Linked DNA regions of Homo sapiens: region 1 is linked to region 2. The links are chromatin loops, found by intact Hi-C in ENCODE. Cell type or tissue: B cell. All regions are shown on one strand. Each heading gives the region's core, and the rest is flanking DNA. Links, peaks and the distances in the headings are about the cores only.

What was found. Hi-C counts contacts between places; a loop is a spot of excess contacts. Peaks named below come from ENCODE experiments on the same cell type or tissue, not always from the same donor. Only the 100,000 strongest peaks of a DNase experiment are listed, where the experiment ranks them.
Region 1: it touches region 2 in a loop (5-fold over the local background); 4 of 110 quality-filtered maps call a loop at or near these places.

What each region holds. Positions count from the first base shown.
Region 1 is chr14:89,443,033-89,445,950 of GRCh38, forward strand. It overlaps a transcript of FOXN3 not described here. Among named protein-coding and RNA genes, the nearest start is that of FOXN3-AS1, 27 kb to the left of the region's middle. In B cell, for the core only: no CTCF peak of the experiment used is centred there; DNase peaks (open chromatin) are centred at 1,209, 2,399 and 2,629; H3K4me3 peaks cover 1,400 bases; H3K27ac peaks cover 2,500 bases.
Region 2 is chr14:89,493,091-89,496,008 of GRCh38, forward strand. It overlaps a transcript of FOXN3 not described here. Among named protein-coding and RNA genes, the nearest start is that of FOXN3-AS1, 77 kb to the left of the region's middle. In B cell, for the core only: no CTCF peak of the experiment used is centred there; a DNase peak (open chromatin) is centred at 1,171; H3K4me3 peaks cover 885 bases; H3K27ac peaks cover 2,128 bases.

The sequences.
Region 1 (2,918 bases), core at 163-2,662, 50 kb before region 2:
AAGTGCTGTTTCTGCCAACGGCTCAGCAAATTGCAAATAAGCAAAATGGAGCCCAGCAAGTAAAATACTGGTGAGGTCATGCCAGTATTTTCATCTCTCTGCTTCCATTTCATTCATAAAACAGGACTAGTCATGAGTGGTAACTGCATGACAAATAATTAGCTAATACCACAGAATATGCATTTTAAACGTGCAACAGGGAAAACTGGCTATTTGTTTTCTGAAGGGAAAGAGGTCCTCCCTTGGTATAGCCATATTTTATGGCTGGCACAAAAAGTGTTCCTTTTTAGCCAGCTGTACTGTGCATATTGTTTTCATTGGTGTTTATGGAGCCCCTGGGACAGGCAGGGCACTGAGCTGGTTGTAGCCCTCCAGGACATGGGACTTCAGTTAAAGACAATATGTGATAAGGGAAACTGAGCTCATCACCACAGGCTGAGATATTCAAGGAATGTTTTGGTTTTTCAAAAAAGGAAAAATACAAATAGTGCCTGGGAGGAAGGGCAGAACTTCAGAGAAAGGAAAGGGGAGGGGAGAATATTCTACCGTGTTCTTTACTGGCAGGCACAGTAAAACAAAAGCTCAAAGTGAGGAAACCTAAGAGCAGATTCAGAGAACCAAGAAATGGACCAATTCATCTGAGTAGGAGTCCCTCATGGGACTGTCAGGAAAGATGGTTGCAAAGGTAAAGTTGGGGCCGGGCGCAGTGGCTCATGCCTGTAATCCCAGCACTTTGGGAGGCCAAGGTGGGCGGGTCACCTGAGGTCGGGAGTTCAAGACCAGCCTGACCAACATGGAGCAACTCTGTCTCTACTAAAAATACAAAATTAGCTAGGCATGGTGGTGCATGCCTGTAATCCCAGCTACTCAGGAGGCTGAGGCAGGAGAATTGCTTGAACCCAGGAGGTGGAGGTTGCAGTGAGCCAAGATCATGCCATTGCATTCCAGCCTGGGCAACAAGAATGAAACTCTGTCAAAAAAAAAAAAAAAAAAAAAAGCATACTTGGAAGCAGACTATGAAGAAATCCGAAATCTAAACCCATAAGTTTGTATTTTATCCTAGACAATGGGGAGCCATTAAATGTTCCAGAGAAGATGGGAGAGAGAGGTGGAGATGGCATTATGAAAGTGGTATTTTAGAAGATTAATCTGATCATACTATATAACATGAATCTGAAGAAACTGAAATATAGAGGAATTGAAATTGAAACACAGGAAATAGCTGTCATACTGGAACATTCTTTTGATGGGCGGGGGCGGTGGGGAAGAAACCAATTCTTTATTTTAACTTATATTTTCCTCTGTATCCCTAGTATCTCATATGTTTTACTATCTGTTAATCACTGCTAAATAAGCAAAATGGAGCCCAGCAAGTAAAATATTTCACATAAAAAAAAAAAGAAACAACATAGGTCAGGCCTTAGTGTAAGTTATCACTCTTTCAAGAGGTATAGGTTTATAAGGTGTAATAGTTGGCCTTTGATTTCTAATCACAAGTAGGAGAAACGGTTATTATAGTGAGCATGAAGGCGGCTGTATCTCTCTCTGTCAAAACCCAATTTTATCATTTACAACCCCACAGAAAAACAGCTAAAGTAGCTTTCTCTGTATCAGGTTTCATCAGAAATAAGATTTTGCCCTTCCTAAGTCTCTATATTCCGCAGCTTCCCGATGTTCTGTCACTTGATGGATTACAACACCCATCACACATTCCCTAGCTTTAGACATCTGTTTTTATGGCTGCAGTGGAACTTGCTTCTTAGTCTGGGAGGCAGTTCAGAGCAGAGATTTAAAATGTTGCTTCAAGGCCAGGTGCAGTGGCTCACGCCTATAGTCCCGGCACTTTGGGAGGCCGAGGCAGCAGTATCCGTTGAGCCCAGGAGTTCAAGACCAGCCTGGGCAACATAGCAAGACCCCATCTCTACAAAAAAAATACAAAAATTAGCTGGACATGGTAGCACATGCCTGTGATCCCAGCTACTCAGAAGGCTGAAATGGGAGATCGCTTGAGCCCAGGAGGTTGAGGCTGAAGTGGGCCATGATTGAGCCACTGCACTCCTGACTACCTAGGCGACAGAACAAGCAGAACAAGACCCAATCTCAAAAATAAAATAAAATAAAAAAAAGTTGCTTGCAAGCAGACTAGGGTTTGAATTCCAGCCTCTGCTACTCTAGTATCCTCGGGTATACCCGACTTCTGAACTTGAGTTCCCCATCTGTAAAATGGGGATGGTGACTACCTATTTCAAGCAGTGTCATGACCCTTAACTAGGAAAATGTCCCCAAAGTACAGTGTTGGGCACTTGTGTAAGGCTCAATCAATGGAGCTGCTGTCATTTTGTTTGCCTGGGGTGCAGTGAGATTTGGGTAAGCAAGTTAGGCCAGGTACACCAATCATGCCTTGTTTTTATTTGCTGGGCAAGAGGCACTTCCTTAATTTAATTATCATATGGCTAATACAGGAACTCTTTTTCATTTCCCCAGTTGAATACATCACCAGATTCCTGGAGGACCTGGGCCCTGGAGACCAAAAGTGCCCAGGGATTAGGGCTTCAGCAAGGCAGCCTGGCTGCTGTCCTGCCTCCTGGGGAAAACTCCAGGCCTTTTCACACTGCCGTAAAATCCCCCAGGGTCCTCAGAAGAGACCAGAGTTTGAGATCTCAAAACCTGGGCTGGAGGCCACAGAGGTCTCTCCCACACTGTGTGGAGGAAATTCAGCGTGGTCCTCTGACTCATTCAAAGTCTCACCACAAGTTTAAGGAAGATGGCTGAGCATGGTGGCTCACACCTATAACCCCAGCACTTTGGGAGGCCCAGGTGGTGGAATCCCTTGAGCCCAGGAGTTTGAGACCAGCCTGGGCAACATAATGAGACGCTATCACTACAGAAAACTTTAAAAATTAGCCAGGCATGGTGGG
Region 2 (2,918 bases), core at 219-2,718:
CGCTTTTTCTAAAAGTCCACCTATGGTCGGAAAACTAACCTTCTTCAAATGAATAGATTAGCTTAAATTACCATGCCATTTTACATTCTCTTCACTGATACACGAATAATAAAACTATGAGGTAAATGCAGGCTTAAATCGAATAATGGGCATAAATAAAAAAATTTTTTGACATTAAAAACTCAGTGTAAATTGCACTACAACATACTTGAAAGCTCCCACAATCATAACGTGCACATTGAAATCCATTAACCTAATACCTAGGCTGCTATTCAAAAGTAGGGGTCTAGCAGGCAAATAAATACTCATTTGAACACTCCTCCGAAATTACTGCACAATTTGGTTGCAAAGTCACACACTTACAAAGTCTATCATCTTTACTTGGTTGCTCTGTAACCAACACTGAAGTCATATAAGGTTACAATGTGGCAGCATGAGATCAACACAGATACCAGCAAATGGTACTAAAAAGTAGCAGCAAATGTCAAAGACAAACCAGGGTCAGCTTGGAGAGAATGAGATATTTACATAAGCTTTCAGAAAAGACAATGGAGCCCCGATTTCCCCTTAACCGCACACCTAATCAACCTCTCTGCTCCTCACCTGATCATTCTGATATAAAAGCAATTTCTACAGTGATACATTCAAAGACCTTAGTTGCCATAAACTCAGCAGCTGTTAAAAAGATTCTGTTGCACATTCGATTTGCTTTAAGACTCAGCTATTTCCAACCAAAGCTTTCATTTCTTATCCATCTCTACCCCCCTCCAAAAAAAAAAAAAATAGCTTCATTAACAATATCCTTCTTTGATATGTCATCTGCCAAGGCCATTTTCTTACCTTTGTAACTCACATTTTTTTTCATTTGAGGATATTTACCCAAGCAAGGACAATTGTTTGACTGGAATCTTGCAACTTTCAACTTTGCCCAGATTTTGCCATCGTGCAGAAGGGGAATGCCGCAACCCCCGACACATCGTTCAGTTGAGCTAATACACATCTGAATCCAGAGCTATATTTTAAATTCTTTTACACTTACTTAATATAGTGCATGCCGCCTGTCCACTGATGCGATATCAGAAACCTGCAAGCTACTATTTCTGCAACTGTGTCACTGTAGATAGTCTGAAACATGTACGTAGCTGTTGCCATGGAAACAAACACAGCTAGGGTAGAGTGCCACGCTGTGTTAATTCCTTCACCCATGAACCCCAGGGGAATGCTAACATTCATCTTCTTTCTCCTTTAGTCTCACACTGCTTTAATATTTTTTTAGCATTATCAAATGATGTACTAAATACATATGGTACACCTGAAAATACGGATGGCTGAAATGAGCCGTGGTACCAACCTAGCCTGCCGGCTGGGCTGTCTGCTTAAGGTGGTGCAGCTCTGCAATGGATCCTTTCCTGAACTTCTCCTGGGAGAAATAAAGAACTTTGTCTTTCTTTTAAAATGGTGTGGGAAGGACAGAAAAGGTGAGCATCTTGTCTCCCCTAAGAACAGTTATCCTGGAATGGCACCAGAAGAAAGATGCTATCAGAAATGTACCTTCTCAGTTCTCTGAAAGGCAGAGGGAGGCCTTGCAAACTTTCTGAAGTGGATCCAAGCTAAGAGTTGTTCTCCCTTCCAAGTAGAGCTGCATTAGCAGGCTATAAACCCAATAGTTTTAATTAGGCAAAAGCATAAACCCTTAACAAGGGATTCATCTGTCCCCACTTGGTCTTTATTCCTAAACCCATGCAAGAAGGTATTAAAATGAGTGAGTAGGCAATGACATGGAAATCTGCCATTATTCAGAAAGGAATTGTGATTTTCCTGGAATTTGAACATTCTCTTTTTTGCTTCAAGTTCATATCTCTGTCCTTATCAATGCTTGGACCTGTGAAGAAAAGTCAAACTCATTCACTGCACCTAAAAGCCAAAATGTATGGTTATTGGTGCACTGGGCCACCTTCTCATTATTCAACTGGTAAGCCGCTTTAAATATTGGGGTAATATTCATCACGGTAGACAAAAGTAAGCTGTTCAAAATCTTAATTACATCATATCCCTTGGGCTGGTTAATAATATTCAATCTAGATGAAAATGGCCACGTTTTAGATTTGCATGCTGATGTGTTTCACTTGAATACAATTTTCGCACTAAATAATCACTTGTAGGCTTTAAAAGTGCAGCTCTGTGACCCTGAACTGGCATATTTTAAAGAAACCACTACTTTATTTGTGGGGATTATGGCAAAATTAGCCTAGAAAAGATGAGCAAACTTTTCCTGTTATTTTCCTAAATTGAATCATGCTTGGCTATTTACTATGATAATAATAATAAATTCATTCCTAAAATAAAGCAGAACAGAAAATGGATATATACACACCTTACTGGTTAAAGAAATTCATCACTTTTTAAAAGCAATCTCAAAAAGATGTTAGGGTCCAGTAGAAAACCTAGTCTTCAAGTATTAGCAGGGCAGGTAAGGATTACCCTTTAACTAATCACAACCAGTACTCATAAACTTCAGAGGCAGAACCACAGCAATGAAAACTGCAGTCCCTTCCATTAACTTTACATTTCTGCCTCTTATTTGCTTCAAGTTCAAATCTCTGCCATTATCAATGCCCTTACATTCCTCTAGTATCACAAAGCATTTTGACATAGGTTATTTCATTTGACTCTCATGAGAGTTCCACGAATTAACTTGGTAGGTATCACCAATCTCATTTCACAGAAGATACACTGAGGCTCCAAAAATCAGCAACTGGTCCTAGGCCACAAGGTAAGTGTCAGACCTTGCTTAGGTCACCTGATCCGATGTTCTCTATAGGGGCCGTGCTGCTCCTAAGCATGCTCACAATGCAGTTGGCTGCCTGTAATCCCAGCACTTTAGGAGGCTGAAGCGGGTGGATCATGAGGTCAGGAGC